Regions from separate parts of the Homo sapiens genome. Here region 1 is linked to region 2. A link is a loop called in an ENCODE intact Hi-C map of the cell type or tissue named here. Cell type or tissue: CD4-positive, alpha-beta T cell. All regions are shown on one strand. Each heading gives the region's core, and the rest is flanking DNA. Links, peaks and the distances in the headings are about the cores only. Region 1 overlaps HECTD2-AS1 (HECTD2 antisense RNA 1). Region 2 has its middle 40 kb from the start of TNKS2-DT.

Region 1 (8,347 bases), core at 217-8,216, 370 kb before region 2:
CTTAACTGGAGCACGGCTCAGTTACTTCAGTTAGAAGTAACTTAGTTTTTCTAAGAAGCTCCAGTTGCCTGGGCTACAAAGCCCATTCCGTAACACTATGTCCATCATACACATAAATAAATGACCAAAGTGTGATGACCTAGAGACTCATTTGATCACAAATGTGGACTTTTTGTCTTCAGGAAGTTGGGATTTCTCTTCACAGAAAGGTCGACTCCATCCGTTGTCTGCACAGCTCTCTCCCTCACTTGCTCACTTTCATCACCCCCAAAACATGCACCCTTCCTCCCTTCTCCCACCAGAGAAACTCTTACTTATTCTGCCTGATTCCGTTTACCTGCCCACTTTACCTCAAGAGCAGCTTTAATTAGTTGTCCTTACTCCGTGCCCCATTAGTACCTTCTGTTTAGCTGTTCCATGGCATTTATTAAGCTGAATTGTAGCTAGTTTTATCATCTGCCTCTTCTTACCTGACTAGGGGTGGGTGGGGTGTCTGGAGGGCATCTATTGGGTGCTTTAATCCCACCATTTTATTTTGCACAGAGCAGACTCTCAGTAAGTGGTGGGTGAAAGATGTTAAGATACCCTCCCTCCCATGGTTGTGTGAGGATCCAATGCGATGAGACAGATGAGATCAAGTTTCAGATCGTAAGACCCTTCCTAGATGTTAGGTAGTTTTGGCAAAATGGAACACATATAAAATTTGTTTCATTGTACCTATATTTAAGTGGATGTTTGGTATAGCTTAAGCTTGTTTCAGTGATTAAGGGGACTTGGGAAGGTAATTAATCTTTACAGATTACTTTCGCTGTGCCAGGTGCTTTTTATATACTTTTATTAATCCCTCCAGCAATCCTGGAGATAGGTATTAGTATCTCCTTTTTACAGATAAGAAAACTGGAATTCAGATAAACCAAAACACCTTCCAATATCACACAGCGAGTGGCAGAGCCAGGATTTGACCTAAGCTTTGTCTGCCTCCAGAACCCATGTTCGCTTCCCTACAGGATGCTGCCTTTGCAGAGGGAAGGATCTTAAGTCATAGACGATTATTCCGCTCACCCTTTCACTCGTCCCCTATTCCACACACCTGAAAAATATTTATATATCAGAAGAAACTGCCTAAGGTATGCAGCTGAATGGTGGCTGAGCTCAGCATAGTCCAAGAGTCTGCACAGGTGTTGACTGGACTCCCAGAAGCCAGAAATAGTCTCAAGCTTCTTTACAGCACAAAGAAAAGACACTCACCCACAATGTAAGCAAATACAACAAATCAACTGGATTGTGATAGTTAAATAGGTTATGTCTCTGTGAGGTTTTGGTATCAGAATGATGCTGGCCTCCTAGAATGAGTTATGAAGGAATCCCTCCTTTTCGATTTTTTGTAATAGTTTCAGTAGGATTTGGTACCAGCTCTTCTTTATACATCTGGTAGAATTTAGCTGTGAATCCATCTGGTCCAGCAGTTTTTCTGTTTGGTAGGTTTTTTTTTTTTTTACTTACTGATTGAATTTCAGAACTCATTATTAGTCTGTTCAGGGATTCAGTTTCTTCCTGGTTCTATCTTGGGGCGGCGGGGGGTGGGTGTTGTATGTTTCCAGGAATTTATCTATTTCTTCTAGCTTTTCTAGTTTGTGTGCATAGAGGTGTTCATAATAGTCTCTGAGGATTTTTTTTTTATTTCTGTGGGGTCAATGGTAATGTCACCTTTGTCATTTCTAATTGTGTTTATTTGGATCTTTTATTAATCTAGCCAGTGGTCTATCAATCTTATTTATTCTTTCAAAACCCCAACTTTTGGGTTCACTGATCTTTTGTATGGTTTTTCACATCTGAATTTAGTTCAGCTCTGATTTTGGTTTTTTTCTTCTGCTAGCTTTGGGGTTAGTTTGCTCTTGCTTTTCTAGTTCCTCTAGTTGTGATATTAGGTTGTTAATTTGATACCTTTCTGACTTTTTGATGTAGGCATTTAGTGATGAAGGCACTGTACTTCTCTCTCAACACTGCTTTAGCTGTGTCCCAGAGATTCTGATATGTTATATCTCTGTTTTCATTCATTTCAGATAATTTCTTGATGGCTGCCTTAATTTCATTGTTTACCTAAAAGTCATTCAGGAGCAGATTGTTTAATTTCCATGTAATTGTGTGGTTTTCAGCAGTTTCTTAATATTGATTTCTATTTTTATTTTGCTGTGGTCTGAGAGTATGGTTGGTATGATTTCAGTTAGAATTTATTGAGAATTGCTTTGTGGCCAAGTGTGTGGTCTGTGCCATGTGCGGATGAGAACGATGTATGTTCTGTTGTTGTTGGCGGTAGTGTTCTGCAAATGTCTGTTAGGTCCATTTGGTCCAGTGTTGAGTTTGGGTGCCAAATATCTTTTTTAGTTTCCTGCCTCGGTGATCTGTCTGATGCTGTCAGTGGGGTGTTCAAGTCTCCCACACTTACTGTGTAGTTATCTAAGTCCCTTCATAGGTTCCTAAAAATTGTTTATGAATATGGGTGCTCCAATGTCAGGTGCATATATATTTAGGATAGTCAAGTCTTCTTGTTTAATTGAACCCTTTGCCATTATGTAATTCCCTTCTTTGTCTTTTTGATCATTGTTCCTTTAAAGTCTGTTTTTTCTGAAATAAGAAAAGCAACACCGGCTTTCTTTTTTTTTTTTTTTTTTCCTGTTTGCTTGAGAGATCTTTCTCCATCCCTTTACTTTGAGCCTATGGATGTCATTGCATGTGAGATGGGTCTCTTGAAGACAGAATACCTGAAACACTCCTATGCACTTTCCAAGGTGCTGCTGAAGTGTAATGTGTTTGAAAAGCCCTTCTGGATGCACTTAGAGAGAATTAATTATTCCTTCCCCAGAGCACTCATAGACCTTTGTACGTGCTCCTGCTATAGTTCCTTTTCACACGTGCTATGCTGAAATGCATCTTCTGCTAGAATGAGAAATCAACAAGAGTAGGAACTGTTTCTTAATTGTCTCAATATCCTCAGAGCCTACCTACACAGCAGATATTCAATAAATGTTAATAAGATGACTACTGAAAAGATGACTACCTACCTACACAGTTCCTTTTCACACGTGCTATGCTGAAATGCATCTTCTGCTAGAATGAGAAATCAACAAGAGTAGGAACTGTTTCTTAATTGTCTCAATATCCTCAGAGCCTACCTACACAGCAGATATTCAATAAATGTTAATAAGATGACTACCGTACTACCACCACTAGAGGGCAATGTAACCGAGATTACTATACACCACAGGTGCAGTTCCAGATGAATAACGAAAGTAACTTTTTAAAAAATAACATATTTCTCACATATTCTTTGTATTTTTCCATGCATTTTAGTCAATTCGGTATTTAAGTTTGAGGAAACATTCAACAAATGTAAAAAGAACACTTGAAACAGAGGCTAAGTGCCAGAGTGCTAAAGAGCATAAGGATTAATTGCCTGGCCTGGAGAGAAAAAACTACAAAATACAAATGGGATTGGAGATGGGATTCATCTCAGACAGAAAGCAGCTATCCTAATAAATTAGTGCTGTATGTTCTCACATTCTCAGAATGCTCCATCCTCCACGTTAACCACAAGGTGGAATTAAGCATCATTGTATCTAACAAAGAAATGAATTACAAGGAAATAAACATTTATGAGTGCTTGTAATTCAGTAGAATACAAATCGAGTGTAACTTTCAATTTAAGAAGTTTCTGTATATTTATTTCTGGAACATAGCAATTCTACAGCTGGCTTTCCTTCTGTTTAGATTTCAGACCAGTGATGAAACAAGAATTCAAGGAGCAAGTTTCTTTCTTTTTTTTTTTTTTGAGACTGAGTCTCACTCTGTCACTCAGGGTGAAGTGCAGTGGGCAATCTTGGCTCCCTGCAAACTGCCTCCCAGGTTCAAGCGATTGTCCTGCCTCAGCCTCCTGAGTAGCTGGGATTACGGTGCGTGCCACCATGCCCAGCTAATTTTTGTATTTTTTAGTAGAGACAGGATTTCACCATGTTATCCAGGCTGGTCTCAAACTCCTGACCTCAAGTGATCCGCCCACCTCAGCCTCCCAAAGTGCTGGGATTACAGGCATGAGCCATCATGCCTGGCCTCAAGGGACAAGTTTCTGATGTGACATTTCTTCTGTACAATGTAAATAAACTTTAGAGGAAACTCCACTCAGTGCCATTTCCAGGGCAACAGATGACACCTCCTCTGTGAAACTTTTCCCCACCTTTCCAGCTACAAAAAAGCTCTCCACCAGTTTTGCTCCCATAGTTCTTTATTTGTACCCCCCAGTAGTACCCTTCACATTCTACCTTGTATTGCATTTACCTGGGTTCATGCCTTAGCTCCCCTCCTAGACTGGAAATCCTGGAGGATCTGGGCATGTCTGTTCATCCTCATAACCCAGAGTGTCTATTAATATCTCACATCATAGATGTTTGCTAAGTTTGGTTTAATTAAACTAAATGGAATGGAGTTTGTGTTCCAGTAACTGTGGCTCTGAAGCCTGCTTTTTTTAGTCTGTTTTCACTTTTTCTTCCCACAGTTGATTTATCAGCAGCACCCATCAGTTTCGAATGTGGACAGATTCATTTTGATTAAACGGCTTTCTATCACAAACATTTAGAACCAGTACCACAATTTAGCTAACAGTTACATATTTATTACTTAACCTCACTTGGCTTCAGTTTCCTCATCTGGATTTTTAGAAGGGGGAATGGACAAAATGTTTTTCAAAAAAAACACAAATTAATAACTAATGTCCCTTTTGTTATTTTTTCCTACCCATGAAGCCTATGTTTTGAATGATTTGGCCAATCTAACTGCATTTACACATTCAAAGTTTATTATTATCTCTTTAATGAATTCAAGCATAAGTAATTGTTAACAGTTGAATAATGTGTTTTTATCATACTGATGATATAATTTTGGCCCTAATTATGTATTTGTTTATTGAATGCCTACTGGGTATCAGGTTCTGTTCTTGACATTAAGGATAACTGTGAACAGAAGAGTCAACATCCCTGCCCAAGTGGTGCTTACATTCTAGTGAGGGTAAAAACAAAGAAACTTGATTATCATCTATCAAGGTTAAGTAGGTCTGTACAGCACTATTTGATTAATAATTGTGTGACTTAATTTAGGCTTTTTAGAGCTTTGAAATAGCTTGGGTTTCACACTGTCTACTGTGTCTAGGGTCCTTCTTTGTCAAGGACACCAGTGGTTAGAAGCTCTCTGAGATCCCTTCTACCGTGAATGTTTTGCTCATAATTTTCCTGACTATATTAGTTTTCTATTATGGTGTCAAAAATCACAAATTAAGTAGATTAATTAAAAAAAAACATTCATGATCTCATAGTTCTGTGGGTCAGGAGTAGGCTTCACCGGTTTCTCTACTTAGGGGCTCACAAGGCTGAGGCCCAGGTGTGGGCCATCTGGGCTTTTATCTGGAGGCTCTACAGAGAACCCACTTATAAGCTCATTCAGGTTGTTGGCAGTATCCAGTTCCTTGCAGTTGTGGGGCTGAGATCCCTGTTTCCTGACTGGCAGTCAGCCAGGGGCCTCTCTTTTAGCTCCTTAGGGCCACTTACATTCTCAGATAGCTCTCTCTGTCATCAAAGCCAGCAATGGCACAGGGAGCCTTTCTCACACTAAGAATCTCTCTGACTTCTGCTGGCAGCATCAGAAAGCATTCCTGTTTTCAGGGCCTATCTGATTAGATGAGGCCCACCTGGATATTCTCCCTATCTTAAGGTTAACTATGCCATATAATACAACACCATCACAGGACTGAATCTCATCACATGCAGAGGGTCTGGGTAGTTGGATATAACATCTTGGGGGATGATTTTAGAAATTCTGCCTACTGTACTGACCAGTGGAATTTTTCCCTCAAACAGTCATGAAGAGACTCATTGCCACAGATAAGGGTTTTAGAATCATATAACATTATTTTATTTAATGGAATGAAGGTCTTTTAAAAGGGCAGGTTGGGGCGGTGCATGGTGGCTCATGCCTGTAATCCCATCTCTTTGGGAGGCTGAGGCAGGCGGATCACTTGAGATCGGGAGTTTAAGACCAGACTGGCCAACAGGGCGAAACCCCATCTCTATTAAAAATACAAAAATTAGCCGGGCATGGTGGCAGGTGCCTGTATTTCTAGCTACTCAGGAGGCTGAGGCAGTAGAATTACTTGAACCTGGGAAGCAGAGGTTGCAGTGAGCCAAGATCACACCACTGTACTTCAGCCTGGACAGATGAGACTCTGTCTCCGAAAAAAATTAAAATAAAAAAAAAATGCAGGTTGGAATTTTACGAGACTTTTTTTTTTTTTTTTTTTGAGACGGAGTCTCACTCTTGTCACCCAGGCTGGAGTGCAATGGCACAGTCTCAGCTCACTGCAACCTCTGCCTGCCGGGTTCAAGCGATTCTCCTGCTTCAGCCTCCCTAGTAGCTGAGATTACAGGTGCCCACAACCACACCCAGCTAATTTTTGTATTTTTAGTATAAACGGGGTTTCACCATGTTGGTCAGGCCAGTCTCGAACTCCTGACCTCAGTTATCCACCCACCTCGGCCTCCCAAAGTGCTGGGATTATAGGTGTGAGCCACCGCGCCCAGCCCTTTATGAGACTATTTTAAGATTATTTTAATCCCTTTTCCTTTGTGTCTTTTCCTTATAAAACATCATCTCTTTAGGAAGGTAAAAGGTTAATCACAGATATAATGAGCAGCTTCAAGTAAATGAATATTAATTCAATTCACATTAATAATATTCATGAACTGTCATTCATAAAATCTTTTTATGCCTAATCCTTTAAGATACAGGTTAATAAACAATACATTTTGGGGGTCCATTTTTAACTGGCATTCATTAAATTTTAATATTTAACTATTACATCAACAGAATGTAGATCAATAGAATGAGCTGACATCTGAAAGGGTAAAATGATGATAATTGTGCCTATCAAATTTTATGCAGCATTTTCACTTGTGTGGAGTTGAAGAGTAAAGGAACTTAGTTTTGTTTACATTTTCTAATCTGAGTATTGACAATTTGAGATGACAGTTCAATTTTCACTAAGTAATGATTACTTAGAGCCCATTTTCTCCACTTCAACAGATAAAAAATATATAATTGGTGTCACTGTGGCTGCAATCAAATCATGTCTTATGATAGAAAAGCAGAAAATGTAGGATTTTTTTCAAAAGCATTTATCTCTGGCAGATGTACTACGGACAAATGACTCAATCCATCAACATACAATTCATTAAATATAATTTAGTTAAATGTTTTAACTAACCTATGTGTTCTCCTTAAAAGTCTTCAAAACTAAGATTATGAAGTAAACACCACTACTCTCTGAAAATAATTCTGGCCAAATATATTAGACTAGATCTACCACCGTCTACTTCAGAATCACCTGGAGTAGATTATTAAAAATTAGGATTTCTGGGCCCACTCCCAAAGTTGCCATACCAGCTAGGGCTTATTTTGTTGCAAGTAACAACAACAATAATAACAAAACTCAAACTCTTTCTTCAAAGAAAGAGGACTTAATGAGTCAAAGGGGTTCAGTAGCTCATCAATATCATCACACATCTGGTTCCTTTTGTCTCTTCCTCTCTGCCCTCCATGGCATCAGCTTCATTCTGAAGAGAACTATCCCCAATTCCCTGGGAACTTGCTTCCTCCACCACATCTTGGAAGAGAGAAGAGCTCGTTCCTCCAAGTTCTCTATGTAAGGAAGCAACCTGCCTTAAAAGTTGCAGGAAAAACACTTCACATCTTGCTAAGCTGAATTAGGTCAAGTTCCCATTCCTGAGCGAATCACTCAAGAGACGTACTTGCACAGATTTACTTTGAGCCATGTGCCTTCTTAAAAGCAGACATGGAGACATCTTCTCCTAAAGCACATTGGGTGGGAATTGGGGGATGTGTATGCACCAAGAGATGGAGAAATTGACGATGGGAAGACATCACAAAGCCCATATTTCTCAGACTCTACATTCACACAAACAGTACATGACATTTCAGGGAGCACCCTTCTCATAGAATACAATGTGAAGGCCACCCTCTCCCTTATCCTCCCTTGGTAATTTCTCAACTTGACAGCCCTAGTCTCTGGGTGAAGTCTAAAAGTAGAAATTTTAATAAGCTACCCAAGTGAGTCTGCTGCACACAAAAGTTTGAGGACCACTGCACTGTACTGTAATACTTCTTAAGGATAGTTTCATTAATTCTTATATCCTAGGAACCAAGTCAAATATGTGGCCTACTATACAGTAAGTGATCAATAATGTTAGTCAATTAGTGATTAATTTATTGCTTTTGCCCATTAGAA
Region 2 (8,347 bases), core at 177-8,176:
CATACTGCCCAAGGTAATTTACAGATTCAATGCCATCCCCATCAAGCTACCAATGACTTTCTTCACAGAATTGGAAAAAACTACTTTAAAGTTCATACGGAACCAAAAAAGAGCCCGCATCACCAAGTCAATCCTAAGCCAAAAGATCGAAGCTGGAGGCATCACACTACCTGACTTCAAACTATACTACAAGGCTACAGTAACCAACACAGCATGGTACTGGTACCAAAGCAGAGATATAGATGATATAGATCAATGGAACAGAACAGAGGCCTCAGAAATAACACCGCATATGTACAACTATCTGATCTTTGACAAACCTGAGAAAAACAAGCAATGGGGAAAGGATTCCCTATTTAATAAATGGTGCTGGGAAAACTGGCTAGCCAAATGTAGAAAGCTGAAACTGATCCCTTCCTTACACCTTATACAAAAATCAATTCAAGATGGATTAAAGACTTAAACATTAGACCTAAAACCATAAAAACCCTAGAAGAAAACCTAGGCATTACCATTCAGGACATAGGCATGGGCAAGGACTTCATGTCTAAAACACCAAAAGCAATGGCAACAAAAGACAAAATTGACAAATGGGATCTAATTAAACTAAAGAGCTTCTGCACAGCAAAAGAAACTACCATCAGAGTGAACAGGCAACCTACAAAATGGGAGAAAATTTTTGCAACCTACTCATCTGACAAAGGGCTAATATCCAGAATCTACAATGAACTCAAACAAATTTACAAGAAAAAAACAAACAACCCCATCAAAAAGTGGGTGAAGGACGTGAACAGACACTTCTCAAAAGAAGACATTTATGCAGCCAAAAAACACATGAAAAAATGCTCACCATCACTGGCCATCAGAGAAATGCAAATCAAAACCACAGTGAGATACCATCTCACACCAGTTAGAATGGCAATCATTAAAAAGTCGGGAAACAACAGGTGCTGGAGAGGATGTGGAGAAATAGGAACACTTTTACACTGTTGGTGGGACTGTAAACTAGTTCAACCATTGTGGAAGTCAGTGTGGCGATTCCTCAGGGATCTAGAACTAGAAATACCATTTGACCCAGCCATCCCATTACTGGGTATATACCCAATGGACTATAAATCATGCTGCTATAAAGACACATGCACATGTATATTTATTGCGGCATTATTCACAATAGCAAAGACTTGGAACCAACCCAAATATCCAACAATGATAGACTGGATTAAGAAAATGTGGCACATATACACCATGGAATACTATGCAGCCATAAAAAATGATGAGTTCACGTCCTTTGTAGGGACATGGATGAAATTGGAAATCATCATTCTCAGTAAACTATCACAAGAACAAAAAACCAAACACCGCATATTCTCACTCATAGGTGGGAATTGAACAATGAGAACAACACATGGACACAGGAAGGGGAACATCACACTCTGGGGACTGTTGTGGGGTGGGGGGAGGGGGTAGGGATAGCACTGGGAGATATACCTAATGCTAGATGACGAGTTAGTGGGTGCAGCGCACCAGCATGGCACATGTATACATATGTAACTAACCTGCACATTGTGCACATGTACCCTAAAACTTAAAGTATAATAATAATAAATTTTAAAAAAACTAACTTTTTAAACATGATATGGCATTAATTTTTATGTTTGTAAAATGTGCAGTTTTTTCTATTATATTGAGTAATATCCCTGATTTGAAAACATACATTGAAGCTCAACAATGGTTCACTAAGGTATAAAAATAGTGATTAAAATTATAACAAAAATATTACCATTATGAATTGTATCACAAATCTATAGTGTGAATACAGAACTAGAATTGGTTCAGGTACATCTGAGTGTAATTTTTCCATACAGAAGCTTTAAAAGACAAGTTCCACTAAGTATGATGATTGGCATCTGAAGATAGAATTTTTGAGAACTGATGAGCCATTTGCTCTTAGTCTCCAGAACATTATCTCTTATGAAAATTCATCAACTGGTTTATGACTTTGAAATATTAGGGTCATTTTCAGTTAAAGCACCATGATCTCTCCAGTAACCAAATATGCACAAGATAATGCTTTCCAGTCTTAAATTGAGGAATCTTGATTACAAAAGGCACAAAAGAGACCGAATTACAGAAACATCATTCAAAGTTTCATTCCTTACAGTAAAAACAGGTATAAGTTATAGTATTGGTAAGAAGTTTGTAGTAATAGCCATAATCAATGAAATTGATGTTTTTCTTCTAGAAAGCATAATGAGCTATTAGCAAAATTTGTCAGATAACACTATTGAACTCTGAGTATCTGAAATATAGCTATATGGAAGGTAATTACTATCACATATCTGTGCTAGAATGTACTTCATTCTACATAGTTGCTCAAAACCACTGAAATGATGAGTCACCTCTGTCTTAGTTCATTTTCTGTGCTTATAACAAAATACTTGAAACGGGGTAATTTGTAGAGAAAAGGAATTTGTTTCTTAAGTTCTGGAGGCTGAGAAGTCCAAGGTCAAGGGGCCACATCTGGTGAGAGCTTTCTTGCTGGTGGGAATCCTGTACAGAGCCCAGTGGTGGTACAGGAGATCACATGGTAAGGAGACTGAACATGTTAATGCGCTATACTCAGGTCTCTCTTCCTCTTTTTATAAAGCCACCAGTTCCATTCCCATGATAACCTATTAATCCATTAACCCTCTAATCCATTAATCCATAAATGGATTAATCCATTCATAAGAGCAGAGCCCTCAAGGTTCAATCACCCCTTAAATATCCTACCTCTCAATACTGCCACATTGGGGATTAAATTTCAACATGAGTTTTGGAAGTGACAAATATTCAAGCCATGGCAACCTCTTAACATTATATATATTATATAGATTAATGGCCCCCAACCTTTTTGGCACCAGGGGTCAGTTTCACGGAAGACAATTTTTCCACAGATGGGGATGGGGGGATGGTTTCGGGATGAAACTCTTCCACCTCAGATCATCAGGCATTAGATTCTCATAAGGAGCATGCAACCTAGATCCCTTGCATGCACCGTTCGCAATAGGGTTCGCACTCCTGTGAGAATCTGATGCTGCCAATGATCTGAAAGGAAGCAAATCTCAACTGGTAATGCTCACTTACCAGCTGCTCACCTCCTGTTGTGCAACCCAGTTCCTAACAGACCACTGACTTGTACCATTCCACAGCATAGAGATTGGGGACCCTGATATAGGAAGGACCTCATGACTTTATGTGTTTACCACTGAAAATGCATGCTACAGAGGAAGAGAACATGTTTAACATCTATTTTGTGTCCATCTGTGATGTGAAATGGAAACTGTATCAATAATTTGGTAGTGATAGAATACTAGCTATGGATAGAGCAAAAGCATATTTTAAAACTACAACCAAACACTGCAACAGAATATCAAGAAATATTTCTTAGACGCACACACAAGCAGAGTGTTATTAGACATTCAAATATTTGAAACATTTGAAATATCGGCATCTGAACAAGAAGAGAACCAAATGTGCTGCTCAGAGAAAAATCTCTCCACAATTTCTGGATTAATATGCAACTCAAAAGTCCAAAACTATCTGACAAAGCCTTCAAATATTTGCTCTTTTAATGACTTACAATTATGAATTAGCATTTTCTAATTTAGAAGAACATAAAAGGTAAGAAAAAGCCTGCATTTAAAACCTGACCTACAGTTCAGGGCATCCATCATCAAACCTGTTAAAAGTTAGAGAAACACATTAATGATAAGCCATAATGAGAGAATTTTACTAGGTGTCTCTGGGTATCACTAAATCACAACTGACTCCAACAAACCAAAAAAAGAGAGTTGCTCTCTCCCTGGGCACAAGTCATTGGAGTGGATTTTGTTACTCTACAGTTTTTATAAATAAGAAAAGTGTAATTCGGGTAAGTAAAATAAGCAAAGTCATAAGATTATACACACCAGAAGCATACCTAACTCACGTCTTCACAGTTCTAATTCAGACTCTTTGCTTCATACCATTCCTTCTCATAATCAGAGCCTGTAGTGTGCTTTTGATCTATTGCAAGGCTCTAGTTATTTAAACCATCAACTTAAAGGAATACTTATTCTAGAACTCTTACTGAGCTGATGGCTACCAACTAACTAAACTTCCTACACCACAACTAGGCATGGTTGTTCAGCTTACATTAAAAAAAAAAACAAAACCAACTTCCTGCTATCCTACCAAATTGTCTTCTTTCTGCCACCTAGAGAGAGCATTCAATACAGTCCAAAGCAAGGCATCTTTGAGTCCAGCGCTCTCTTTATTCTAATGGCACTCTATTCCTCCCTAGACCAAAGTACCAATTTTTTTCCCTACCCCACAACCTACACTCCCTCCCCAGTTCCAGACCTGGACACAAGATAAGGAGCATCCAAATACTGGATCTTTTTTTTAATACCTCTCCTTTTTTTTTTTTTTTTTTTAGAATTAGTTGAAATTTTATTAACATGTTGTCCATAATTAGTTCACGAAAATGAATGAATTTTACCTTGTGAACATTATTAAAATACTTTCCAAATGCAAATTATGATTTGCCCCAAAAATGCCCCAAACTTTATAAATGTCCTGTTAAGATGGATTACCTCTTCTTAAGCCTTAAACCAACATTGAAGTTTAAGTTGAACTGAGGGTTCATATTCATTCTATTTGCCAGCCTTCAAAAGTCAATAGAACTATTTCCACTAGATGGCTGTCTTTACCAAGAACTGTAAGAGCTATGCCAACTTGCAGCAGTTTTCAAGTTTTAAAGCTTACCTTTTACAGAGGCAAGCATATATGCAGCCATTTAATAGGCTCACTCCTACAAAATGTTCATGTATTACTTTATTTGTTCACCCCCGCATTGCAAAAAGTCAATATGATAAAAATGTAATGTGTTCTAGAAAATAATGAGAGAAATTTTATTTGTTTCAGGCTGAAAATTTTCTAAAACATGTAAGGAATTTTGCCCTGGAGACTGAAAGACATATATAAAAATTATCTCAGTGTAATTGTTTATATTGTCAGATCAAAAGTTACTTGTTGGTTATAAAAATTGTGTTCTTTAATATTTAAGAAAAGAGATTGGCTATCACTACTTATATTTGGAATTTGTTTCACACCTTTCTCTAGGTCATAAAGGTATTTTAAAGTTAAAATATGATACATTGAATAGAATTTGTTATAAGCTACAATTTCTACTGTATCAAGGAAATTGTTTCTTCCACTCACATGTTTTGTTATTTCCTTAGTATTTGATTCCTTGTTATTTGATTAGTACAAAAATTCAGCACCAAGTGCAGAGAGGATTGGTTGGGTGGTTGGTTGTTTTTCAGTAAACTTTTTATTGAGGTATAACAAAACTAAAGAAAAGTGCACAAATTGTAAGCATATAGCTTGACTGATGTTCGCAAAGTGAAATTAACATAAACGTTTTTGTGCAATTGTATATTTTACCTTTTTAAATTTTATTTGCTATTTGTTTAGTTACATCCAAATAACCAGCACCTAGATCAAGAACTAGAACACTACCAGCCGCCCAGACGTTCCTAATCACCTCACCGAAGTGGTGACCATTATTCTGACATCTAATACCACAGAGATGGCTTTCGCCTGTTTTGAAGTTTATATGACTCATCCCACTTGTTTGGCTTTTCATTGTGTTGATGAGAATCATCTACTTTGTTTTCACTGCTATGCATCACAACTTACTTATTCATGATCATTTGTGTGGTGTCCAGTTTGGAGCTATTATGAATAGTGCTGTTATGAAGTTTCTATATATACACTGAATCAATATGTGTATGCATTTCTTTGAGTGAGCATATACTTAGAAGTGGAATTGCTGAGTCATGACATTTGCATATGTTCAGCTTTAGTAAATACTGCCAATTTTCTGAAGTAGTTGTACCAATCCACACTCCCACAAGCAGGATACGAACTCCACTATTCCATTTCCTCCTCAGCACTTGGTATTGTCAGTCCTTTAAACAGTAGCCATTCTGGTGGGTATATAGTGATATCTCATTATAGTTTTAAATTGCTTTTCCCTGAAAACTAATGAAATTGTTTATATGCTTATTGGTTAAGAATGTTCCAATCTTTTCTTCATTTTGTATAATATTTTCAGGCTAGGTACAATGGCTCATGCCTGTAATCCCAACACTTTGGGAGACCAAGCTGAGAGGATTGCTTGAGCTCAGGAGTTTGAGGCTGAAGTGAGCTATAATTGCACCACTTCCCTCCAGCCTGGGCCATAGGGCAAGACCCTGTTTCCAAAAAAAAACACATATTTTCTATCTTTTCTTTATTAATTTGTGTGAGTCAGTGGTAAGATATAAATATATTATAATTATCTTCTACTCTGGGGCTTGACCAGTTATGGTCTTAACATTATCTTTGATGAGTAAAGTTCAGTTTATTAATTTTATCTTTTATGGTTAGCACATTCTTTAGGTCCTCTTTTTAAAATCTTTGCCCAGATAGTCATCAGACTATCCAAAGTCAGTGTGAAGGAACAAATTCTAAAAGCAGCAAGAGAGAGGCAACTAATCACCTATAAAGAAAATCCTGGCTGGGTGAGGTGGCTCACACCTGTAATCCCAACACTTTGGGAGGCAGACGCAGGCGGAGGCAGGTGGATCACCTGAGGTCAGGAGTTCGAGAGCAGCCTGGCCAACATGGTGAAACTCCATCTCTACTAAAAATACAAAAATTAGCCAGGCATGGTGGTGCGGCCTGTAATCCTAGCTACTAGGGAGGCTGAGGCAGGAGAATTACTTGAACTCAGGAGGTGAAGGTTGCAGTGAGCCGAGATCACACCACTGCAGTCTGGGCTACAGAGCAAGACTCCATCTCAAAAAAAAAAAGAAAATCTCATCAGACTAGCAACTTCTCAGCAGAAATCTTATAAGCTAGAAGAGATTAGGGTCCTATTTTCAGTTCTCTTAAAGAAAAGAACTGCTGGCAATTAGCCAGGCATGGTGGTGTGCACCCATAATCCCAGCTACTTGAGAGGCTGAGGCAGGAGACTTGCTTGAGCCCAGGAGGCGGAGATTGCAGTGAGCCAAGATCACACCACTGCACTCCAGCCTGGGCGACAGAGTAAGACTCCATCTCCAAAAAAAGGAACTGCTGGCCAAGAATTTTTTATCCTACTAAACTAAGCTTTATAAATAAAGAATAACTAAAGTATTTCCCAGACAAGTCAATGCTAAGGAAATCCATCAACACTAGACCAGTTGTACAAAAAATGTTCAAAGGAGTTCTAAACATGGAAATGAAAAGGCAATACTCATCATCATAAAAGCACACAAACGTATAAAGCTCACAGGTCTTATAAAGCAATTTCACAATTGAGACTACAAAGCAACTAGGTAACAATTAACATCATAATGGGAAAAAAATTCATATATCAATATTAACCTTGAATGTAAATGGACTAAATGCTCCACTTAAAAGACATACACTGGAAGAGTGGATAAAAAATAAAATCCAACCAAATACTGCTTACAAGAAACCCACCTAATGGGTAAAGATATTTACAAACTCAAAGTAAAGGAGTGGAAAAAGACATTCCACACAAACAGAAAACAAAGAAAGCAGTAGTGGCTATACTCACATCAGATAAAACAGACTTTAAACCAACAACAGGAAAAAAAGACAAAGAAGGTCATTATAAAATGATAAAAGAATTCAACAAGAAAATGTAACAATTCTAAATATATATGCACCCAACACCAAAGTACCTAGATTCATAAAACAAATACTACTAGACATAAGAAAAGAGATAGACAGCAATACAATAATAATGGGGAATTTCAACACCCCACTGACAGCACTGACAAGGAAGTTTGTAGCTTGCCTACATCAAAAAGACAGGAAGATCTCAAATTAACAACCAAATGTTGCAACTCAAGGAACTAGAAAAACAAGAACAAACCACACCGAAATCTAGCCTAAGAAAAGAAATAACAAAGATCAGAGAAATTGAGATCAAAAAAAGAAACAAAGGATCAACAAAAAGTTGGTTATTTGAAAAGGTAAACAGGCTGATATACTCCTTGCTAGGTTAATCAAGAAAAAAATAGAGAAGATTCAAATAAGCACAATCAGAAATTATAAAGGAGACATTACAATGGACAATACAGAAATACAGAAGATCATCAGAGACTATTATTAGCACCCCTATGTGCACAAACTAGAAAACCTAGAGAAAACAGACAAATTCCTGTAAACATACAACTTCTCAAGATTGAACCAGGAAGACATAGAAATCTTGAGCAGACAAATGGCAAGTAGTTAAACTGAATCAGTAATTTTTTAAAAATCTCCT

What was found. Peaks named below come from ENCODE experiments on the same cell type or tissue, not always from the same donor. Only the 100,000 strongest peaks of a DNase experiment are listed, where the experiment ranks them.
Region 1: it touches region 2 in a loop (2.6-fold over the local background); 11 of 110 quality-filtered maps call a loop at or near these places.

What each region holds. Positions count from the first base shown.
Region 1 is chr10:91,386,577-91,394,923 of GRCh38, forward strand. The region is part of intron 3 of HECTD2-AS1 (HECTD2 antisense RNA 1); the gene reads right to left. Among named protein-coding and RNA genes, the nearest start is that of HECTD2, 20 kb to the right of the region's middle. In CD4-positive, alpha-beta T cell, for the core only: a CTCF peak has its summit at 3,245 (motif pointing right); a DNase peak (open chromatin) is centred at 3,255.
Region 2 is chr10:91,754,033-91,762,379 of GRCh38, forward strand. No RefSeq gene overlaps it. Among named protein-coding and RNA genes, the nearest start is that of TNKS2-DT, 40 kb to the right of the region's middle. In CD4-positive, alpha-beta T cell, for the core only: CTCF peaks have their summits at 4,750 (motif pointing right) and 4,954; a DNase peak (open chromatin) is centred at 4,739.